2 separate regions of the Homo sapiens genome follow, and region 1 is linked to region 2. Evidence: read pairs that join two places in POLR2A ChIA-PET (ENCODE). Cell type or tissue: CD4-positive, alpha-beta T cell. All regions are shown on one strand. Links, peaks and the distances in the headings refer to the core of each region. The heading gives the core; the rest is flanking DNA.

What was found. Peaks named below come from ENCODE experiments on the same cell type or tissue, not always from the same donor. Only the 100,000 strongest peaks of a DNase experiment are listed, where the experiment ranks them.
Region 1: POLR2A ChIA-PET joins it to region 2 with 5 read pairs; 5 of 35 experiments call an interaction of 5 or more read pairs at or near these places.

What each region holds. Positions count from the first base shown.
Region 1 is chr2:241,130,523-241,135,203 of GRCh38, reverse strand. PASK (PAS domain containing serine/threonine kinase) reads left to right here. Exons shown (of 18, transcript NM_015148.4): 9 at 2,174-2,330. Among named protein-coding and RNA genes, the nearest start is that of PASK, 17 kb to the left of the region's middle. RefSeq lists an enhancer at 2,226-2,315. In CD4-positive, alpha-beta T cell, for the core only: no CTCF peak of the experiment used is centred there; no DNase peak of the experiment used is centred there.
Region 2 is chr2:241,010,654-241,015,017 of GRCh38, reverse strand. All of the region lies in intron 1 of SNED1 (sushi, nidogen and EGF like domains 1), which reads right to left. SNED1-AS1 (SNED1 antisense RNA 1) reads left to right here. Exons shown (of 3, transcript NR_187212.1): 3 at 1-1,528. LOC107985787 (a long non-coding RNA gene) reads left to right here and starts at 3,073. Exons shown (of 2, transcript XR_001739175.3): 1 at 3,073-4,231. RefSeq lists enhancers at 3,681-4,284, 4,285-4,364. In CD4-positive, alpha-beta T cell, for the core only: no CTCF peak of the experiment used is centred there; no DNase peak of the experiment used is centred there; H3K4me3 peaks cover 394 bases.

The sequences.
Region 1 (4,681 bases), core at 422-4,421, 120 kb before region 2:
ATTTTAAATGATTTCAACAAATACTCCGAGTCCCTTTCATATGCACAGTCTTAGGTGTGTGGCTTGTGAAGACAGGGTGAGCACACTGCCTCCTGTCCCGAGGGACCCACTCTGGCTGGGAGCAATGAGGGGCAGTAGAACCCGCTGATGTCCTGGCAGGGCCCACGCCTGAGCTCCTGGTAAGGAGCAGGCCCCTGGCTGCTTCCACAGTGCTCATTCTTGTTGACAAGCATGGGGTGGGGGTGCGCCCTGTCCCTGGCTCTGCCCTGGTGGGGACCCCGGAACTCTGCCTCCAGGGCCTCTGCCCACCTGGAGCGTGGGCTCACTGGGTGTGGTTCTGGAGTTCCTGGGGCAGGCTGGGGCCCAAGGGTCCAGGTGATGGTGTGGCAGGGGTGTCAGGTGGGGGGGTCTCTGTTCTATGGAAGGACACAGTGGGGGTGAGAGAGAGAGAGTGGCCAGTGCTGGCAGAAAGCACAGCCACCTCGGGGCTCTGCATCGTGGTGGGGCCAGGCGGGTCGGCAGGTGCTGGCTTGCGAGGTTGTCCTGCATGCGGTCACTCGGGTATCGAATGAGTGCGAAAGTGGATTTAATACAGTCACTGAGAAAAACTACAGCTTCACGAGACTGACCAGCCTGGTGAGATAAACATTTACCGTCAGACACTCTTTAGCTGTCTGGGCATTGTGTGAGTTCTTTGGCACATGCGCCCAGCCTCCTTCCCCACAGGGTCTCGCCTGGGGCATTAGAAGCTGGATTGTAACATTTGTTTTAAAAGATACTTTGTTAGGCTGTTGGTTCTCCTTACAATCCCGGCTTTCCTTAGCATGTGGTTCCCTTCATTGTATCTGGGTTTTTCTATCTCAGTCTGTCCTTTATACAAGCTTTTTCCTCTAGCACTAATTATATTCCCCTTCCCCTTTTTCCAGAATTCCAAATTCTGACCTGTGCATGCATGCCTGTGTTGAGTACATGCTGTTTGTCGGATATTTGGTGGTGGGGGGAGGGGATCACATTTCTGTTACTCTCGCATTGTTTCCTTAGGATGAATTCTTAGAAGTGGAACTTCTGGATTCAGGGAATGAACACGTTTGCTAGTTACTGTCAAAAATGCCTCTTGGAGAAGTTATGCCGAACCACCCAACTGTCCTGGTCACAGAGCAGGCTTCTCTCGGCTTGGGGCTAGGGTTCTTTCTGGGGTCGTCCTTTTTTTTTTTTTTTTTTGAGACAGAGTTTCGCTCTTGTTGCTGAGGCTGGAGTGCAGTGGCACCATCTCGTCTCACTGCAACCTCTGCCTCCTGGGTTCAGGTGATTCTCCTGTCCCAGCCTTCCGAGTAGCTGGGATTACAGGGATGTAGCACCATGCCTGGCTAATTTTGTGTTTTTAGTGGAGACGGGGTTTCTCCATGTTGGTCAGGCTGGTCTCGAACTCCCAGCCTCAGGTGATCTGCCCGCCTCGGTCTCCCAAAGTGCTGGGATTACAGGTGTGAGCCACTGTGCGTGGCCTCCCAGGGTCCTTCCTAATGCAGGCTGCTTTCTCTCATGTAACCAAGAGACATACATTCATCCCCTACCACGTGCCAGGCTGCACTGCGTGCAGATGCCCCTGCGCTCACGGGGACTGGAGGGAGCCAGGTGACATGGAGCCCAGGAAGTGGCCAGAGCTCGGGAGGAAGGCAAAGAGGGGAAGAGGGCATGCAGTCTTAGGCTTGGGGTCCCAGGAGGCCTAGGGAAGCCTTGTAGATACCCAGGTACAGCATTTCTGGGATCAGGAGCCATGATCCCAAGGCCTCTAATACTTCAGATATGGCAGGGAGGCCAGGTGGAGAGACCTGGAGGAGTGAGGCCACAGAGTTGGGGGGCCATGGCCGAGACTTCGGCTTCTATCCAGAGTCAGATGGGAGCTGTTGGAGGGTTGTCAGCAGGTGAGTGCCGTGCTCTGACTTGGGTGTTAATAGGATCATGGTAGCTGGCTGCAGGTGTCCTGGGCCAAGGAGCAGGGAGACAGGAGGCAGAGAAGAGGGCGCTGGGTTGGACCTGGGACGCCTGGGGTGGTGAGAGGTGGTCGATGCTGGTCATGCTGTGAAGCAGTCTCAGTGAGTTCCAGGCGAATGAGCAGATTCGTTTTAGGGAGTGCCTGTGAAGAGCAAACGCTCTTTTTTGGTGTTGCTGCCAGATCCAAGGATTAATGTCGTGCTTGCTGGTGGCCACGTTGTGCCCCGAGATGAGATCCGGAAGCTGATGGAAAGCCAAGACATCTTCACCGGGACTCAGACTGAGCTGATTGCTGGAGGCCAGCTCCTTTCCTGCCTCTCACCTCAGCCTGCTCCAGGGTAAGTCCCTTGGTGGGAGGTTGCAGGTTTACTAAAAGTCCAGACAGATGGTAGGTGAATGAGGAACAAGTCAGAGAGAAATGTTCAGCCTATTATTCATAGTAACATTGAAAACTCACATGTGTTGAGCACCTGCTCTCTTCCACACACACTGACTGCTGGGTTTTCTGTGCTGCCTGGCTGAGTCCTTATCAGCCTGTATGGGAGGGCACCATGGTGTTACTGTCTCACTGTAGGGATAAGGAAACAGGCTGTGGAGAGTTCCAGAATGTTGAGGTAGATTTCAGAGAACTGATGGAATCATAATTTTATCATTTTCTTTTTTTTTTTTTTTTTTTTTTTTTTTAGACAGAGTCTCGCTGTGTCACCCAGGCTGGAGTGCAGTGGTGCGATCTCAGCTCATTGCTCATTGCATTGCAAGCTCCGCCTCCCGGGTTCACACCATTCTCCTGCCTCAGCCTCCCGAGTAGCTGGGGACTACAGGCGCCCGCCACCACGCCCGGTTACTTTTTTGTATTTTTTTTAGTTTCACCATGTTGGCCAGGATGGTCTCGATTTCCTGACTTTGTTATCCACCCGCCTTGGCCTCCCAAAGTGCTGGGATTAATTTTATCATTTTCAAAGTCATATGAAGCTGTTCTCTTTGCACATTTTAAAATATTCTATTTAGAGTAAAGAAAGTTTATATTAGAGAATTAGGAACATTTGGAAAAGTAGAAATAAAAACTTGTTCTATTCTCATAGTCGTATTGTACATAGCACGTGTGTGTGTATTTTTAACCCATTTTCTTCTTCGGAATCTTTTTTTTTTTTTTTTTTTTGAGATGGAGTCTCACTCAGCTGCCCAGGCTAGAGTGCAGTGGCGTGATCTTGGTTCACTGTAACTTCTGCCCCCTGGTTCAAGTGATTCTCCTGCCTCAGCCTCCTGAGTAGCTGAGACTACAGGCACCTGCCACCACGCCCGGCTAATTTTTGTATTTTTACTAGAGGCGGGGTTTCACTATGTTGGCCAGACTGGTCTCGATCCCTTGACCTCATGGTCCACCCGCCTTGGCCTCCCAAAGTCCTGGGATTACAGGTGTGAGCCACCATACCTGACCCAGAATCTTTTCTTATGCACAGCATGCAGTAAAGGTGCCCAAACTGTAGGTGCCCAGGTGGCCCAGGACCCTTTCTTGGCTGCCTGCAGACCCTGGGTCCCTTCCTGCACTGTGCCCCCTACACCCTGCTGCCCTGGGTCAGGGCAGAGGTTAGACTGCCTGCCGTTGAGCCTGACGCATGCATTTCCTTCTGTCTGCCTTCTGCTTATTGCTGTGTCTGTGATATTTATCCACATAGTTGTGTTTTCTAGTCTTGAAATTATTTAAAAAATATGTAATAGATACATATAAAGTATGTATGTATGTTTAAAAATATGTAATGCATGGGCCAGGCGCGGTGGATCACGCCTATAATCCCAGCACTTTGGGAGGCTGAAGTGGGTGGATCATGAGGTCGGCAGATGGAGACCATCCTGGCTAACACGGTGCAACCCCGTCTCTACTAAAAATACAAAAAATTAGCCAGGCATGGTGGCGGGCGCCTGTAGTCCCAGCTACTCGGGAGGCTGAGGCAGGAGAATGGTGTGAACCTGGGAGGCGGAGCTTGCAGTGAGCCTAGATCGCGCCACTGCACTCCAGCCTGGGCGACAGAGTGAGACTCCGTCTCAAAAAAAAAAAAAAAATGTAATACATGCATATGTGTTTTTTTAATTATAGAAGAATAATGGTAAAAGCAATAGTTCCCCTGGCCGTCTTCCAATCCCCCTCCTCCAATCCTACTCTTTCCCCCAGGGGACCGCAGTCAGCAGTTAGAGCCTTCCAGGCCTTCTTTCTTGTGCATTTAACTATAGTTGTATATTATACTTCTATGTGTGCATGTGCATATGTGTGCTCACATGTAACTGCTTCTGTTCCCTGAGCACGGCTGGGATTATACCATACACAGTGTCCTAAATGTGTGTGTATGTGTACGCACACACATGTCCTGCAGATCTTCCTCTACAGGCCTCCTCGGAACCGAAGCCTCCTGGATGGCACCCTAGCTCATGGGCCACTTTCCCACTGGCCGATGTGCCGGTGCTTTCTCTTGTTTGCTTAGCCTCCCTGATTTTCCCTTTGCCACTGTGGGTCCGCGTTGAGTGGCGTGAGAGGGTAGCTGTTGGCTCTATTTGCTCTACTTCCACTGCGAGTGGAACAGAGCAGGCGCTCAACACGTGAGTTTTCAATATTACTATGAATAATATTGCTGTGCGCACCTCTCCAGAGGTGCCACCAAGCTGAAGTGGGGCGGCCGTGGTTGAGGGCCCAAGT
Region 2 (4,364 bases), core at 1-4,000:
TCAGGCCACAGTTAGCCCAACGCTCCTGGCTCAGGGACAGAGAAGCAGGAGGGAGAGCCCGGGAACAGCCACAACGGCGCTGGGGGTGTGTGGGGAGAGGCGGCTTTTCAACAAGGGTGCTGGCTCTGCTTTCATTTCCTCCAAAATGGAACCTGCGTGACTCTACCTCGGGCCCCAAGAGAAGATCACCTCCAGGTGTATTAGAGACCTGCGTGTGAAGGACAAAATGAAACAGCTGCAAGACTGTTGGAAAGCAATATGGAGAATTTACTACAGTAAAATTAACACCTTCTATCCACCCAAGGATGCCATTAAAGAGGATGAAACGAGTGCAGAATGAGAAAAGATATTTGCAGCACCTATGACCTGGTGTTACCAAGAACCCCCACGAATCGGCGAGAAAGAAGATAACTCTGTAGAAAAGAGGGAAAACACTTGAACAGTCACTCCACAAAAGATGAAATCCAATGGTAAGTGAACATATGAGACTGGCTCAGCCTCATTCATAGAAAAGAAAAGGAGACCATGGTGACCTCCCACCATGTAGCTGCTCCATTTGCAGAAGCGTCGGCCGGGGTGTGGCCCTGGGCAGCATCCACACACAGCACATCCCACGGCTCAGAAATCCCACTCCTGGGTGTGGACTTGACACAAATGTGGACTTGTGTGCACTGGGACATGCCTTCAAGAGTTTTCACAAACAGCATTGTTAAGAGTAGTCTAGGCCTGGCATGGTGGCTCACACCTTTGAGAGGCTGAGGTGGGCAGATCACCTGAGGCCAGGAGTTCGAGACCAGCCTGGCCAACATGGTGAAACCCTGTCTCTCCTAAAAATACAAAACTTAGCCAGGCATGGTGGCATGCAGTTGTAATCCTAGCTACTTGGGAGGCTGAGGCACAAGAATCACTTGAACCTGGGAGGCAGAGGTTGCAGTGAACTGAGATCGCACCACTGCGCTCCAGCCTGGACAAGACAGCGAGACTCCATCTTAAAAAAAAAAAAGAAAAGAAAAAAGAGTAGTCTAAAGCTAGGAACAGCCCCACCTAAAAAATTAAAAATAGAACTGACATATGGCCTAGCAATCCCACTTCTGAGTATATACCCAATGAAATGAAACCAGTATCTCATAGAATAGCTGCACTCCCATAAGCAAGATATAGACTCAACCTAAGTGTTTGCTGACGGATGAATGGATAAACAAAATGTGGTGTATATATACAGACATATGTACACACAAGGGAATATTATTCAGCCATGACAAAGAGAGGGATCCTGCCATTTGCAACAACATGGATGAAACTGAAGGACATTATGCTCAGTGAAATAAGCCAGGCGCAGAAAGACACTTATATGTGGAATCTAAAATAGCTGAACTCAGCCAGGTGTGGTGGTTCACGCCTATAACCCCCAGCACTTTGGGAGGCTGAGGCAGGAGGATCTCTTGAGGCCAGGAGTTCAAGACCAGCCTGGACAACATAGCAAGACCCTGTCTCTACAAAAAAAGAAAAATAAAAAAATATAGCTGGAGGTGGTGGTGCGTGCCTATAATCCCAGCTACTAGGGCCAGCGGGGTGGGGTGGAGTGGGGTGTGGCTGAAGTGGGAGGATCACTGGAGCCCATGAGTTCGAGGTTACAGTGAGCTAGGCTCAGGCCACTGCACTCCAGCCTGGTGACAGAGTGAGACCCTGTCTCTCAAATAAAATAAATAAAATGAAAATTAAGTTGAGTTCATAGAAGCAGAGAGTAGAAGGATGGTTACCAGGGGCTGAGGTGGGAAATGGGGAAATGTTGATTGGAGGGTGCAAACCTTCAGTCAGACAGGATGAGTAAGTTCTGGGGTCTCCATGTAATGCATGGCAACCGTAGTTAACAGTACTGCTCGTGGCCGGGCGCGGTGGCTCACGCCTGTAATCCCATCACTTTGGGAGGCTGAGACAGGCGGATCACGAGGTCAGGAGATCGAGACCATCCTGGCTAACATGGTGAAACCCTGTCTCTACTGAAAATACAAAAAATTAGCGGGCGTGGTGGCGGGCACCTGTAGTCCCAGCTACTCGGGAGGCTGAGGCAGGAGGATGGCGTGAACCCAGGAGGCGGAGCTTGCAGTGAGCTGAGATCACGTCACTGCACTCCAGCCTGGGCGAAAGAGCGAGACTCCATCTCAAAAACAACAACAAAAAAAAAAAAAAAAGAAAAAAAAAACACAGTACTGCCTCGTTTAATTGAAATTTGCTAAGAGAGTAATCTTAAGTGTTCTTGTCACACACGTGCACACACACGGTAACTGGGTGGTGATGGATGTATAGATTCATGCGATTCTGGTCGTCATTTCACAATGTGTAGGTATATTAAATCACACAATTTTGTCTGTCAATTTTGTCTCAATAAGGCTGGAAAAATTCAATTAAAACAACAACAATAGCAGACCCAAATGTGTACCACTGTAAAACAAATAGCCTGTGGTCTATTCATACAACGATACAGAGGTGATGATGAAGTAACAGCACCACCAGAGATGTGGATGAGCCACCCTAAAAACACCAGGGAGGGAAAAAGGCGAGTGTGAGAAGGCGCTTTCACAGGCCGGAGGGGCTGCCCTGGGGTGGCGATGCAGGGTGGGGCGGTGGCAGCGTCTGCTCTCGGCCTGGCAGTGGGCCCACCAGGGTTTGCGTTACGTTTGATCTTTTTTTGCACGTTTATGTTTTGTACCCTTTTTGGCATGTGTTTTGGAAAAAAGAGCTAAGGGTTAGAAGTGACAAGTGGTACCTCTGGGTTGGGGGAGAAGCATCTGGGGGCAGGAGGCCGCTGTGGCCGAGGTCCCTGGGGCTGGGCCACCTGCCTGGTGTGGGGGACCTCCCTGCTCTGCCCCTCGCCGCACCCCCCATGCTCTTCCTTAGCTGGCCCCACTCCCTGCTTGGCTCCTGAGCCGCTGCCCTGAGTTTTCTGTCGGCCTTTGAAGTGGGAGCCTAGCTTGCAGGTGTGCGGTGTGCAGAGGCCTCGGGCCCACCCGCCGCCTGCCCCGCTCCAGCTTTCCTCTCTCCCCACCCCAGAGAGCTGCTGCCCTCCCCGCTGGGGGCTGAGCCAGGGAGGAGGCAGAACAAGCCGGCCCTGTCCCCTGCCAGGACAGGGCAGCCAGGACAGGGCAGCGCCAGCACCGCAGTGCAGGGCAGAGGCCCGCGGGACTTCCTTTCTCCAGATGTGGACGTCCCAACGTCTGGTGGAAGGGGGCTAGTGGGCAAGGCCCAGGCCAGAGGGCCCAGGAGCTAGAAGCAGGGCAGGGAGCCATGTGGCAACCCCTCTCTCCCCAGCACTGGGGTCCCTCTCCTTCTTCAGGGCTGGGAAAACGCTACTTCCCAAAAAGTGACAATTCTATTATTGTTATTTGCCTACTTGCTATAGCACCTTGTAAAACATGTCATAGAGATGTGGAAAACAAGGGGAAAGGATTAGCCTGTCTCCCAGCCGACGCCCCTGTTCATGGCTAGGTGTGGACCTGAGCACTCGTAGAGGAACAGTGCGGGTTTAGTCCCTCGTCCTGACTTCGGGGGCGGGAATGCCAGCAGGCTGCCCAGCGCTGGCACCTCAGACACCTGCTGAGGGCCAGTGTTTGTCTGCTGGGGTCTGGGGCCTGAGGCCAGCCTGGCAGTCCTGCCCAGCGCCACTGGGACACTTGTAGAAATGTAACCACTCCATGTGCCAGGAGACCCAGGAGACCTGCCACCCCCAGGAAACCCAGGAGACCCAGGAGACCTGCCACCCCCAGGAGACCCAGGAGACCTGCAACCCCCAGGAGACCCAGGAGACCCAGGAGACCTGCCACCCCCAGGAGACCCAGGAGACCCAGGAGACCTGCCACCCCCAGGAGACCCAGGAGAACCAGGAGACCTGCCACCCCCAGGAGACCCAGGAGACCTGCCACCCCCAGGAGACCCAGGAGACCCAGGAGACCTGCCACCCCCAGGCAGGGAGGGAGGGCAGTGTGCTTGTTCTGGGTCTGCAGGGTAGAGATGCTGCGGCAGGCCCTGGCTGCATCCCCCAGAACTCCAGTCTCTCCCTGTGGATCCCATCGTCCAGGGCCTCCCCGTGGCCACCGTCTGGTCTCCTTTGGGGTCCCGGCTCTGCCTGCAGCCTGAAGCCCAGGCCCTGGATCAGTGCTGGCATCGCTCTCCTCCCAGCCAAGCACCAGCTGCTGAGAAAAACAAGATTGCCACCTGGATGTTACAGTCCCAGGTAGGTGACAAAGGTCCTGGGAGGGGCTCACACACAGGCCGCCTGGAAAAAGCTCTGCGTTGGACACAGCTGAGCACCTTAGGCACCCCGGTGAGTGCCCCACGCCCCGCCCTCACCCTCCTCTCTCAGGCTG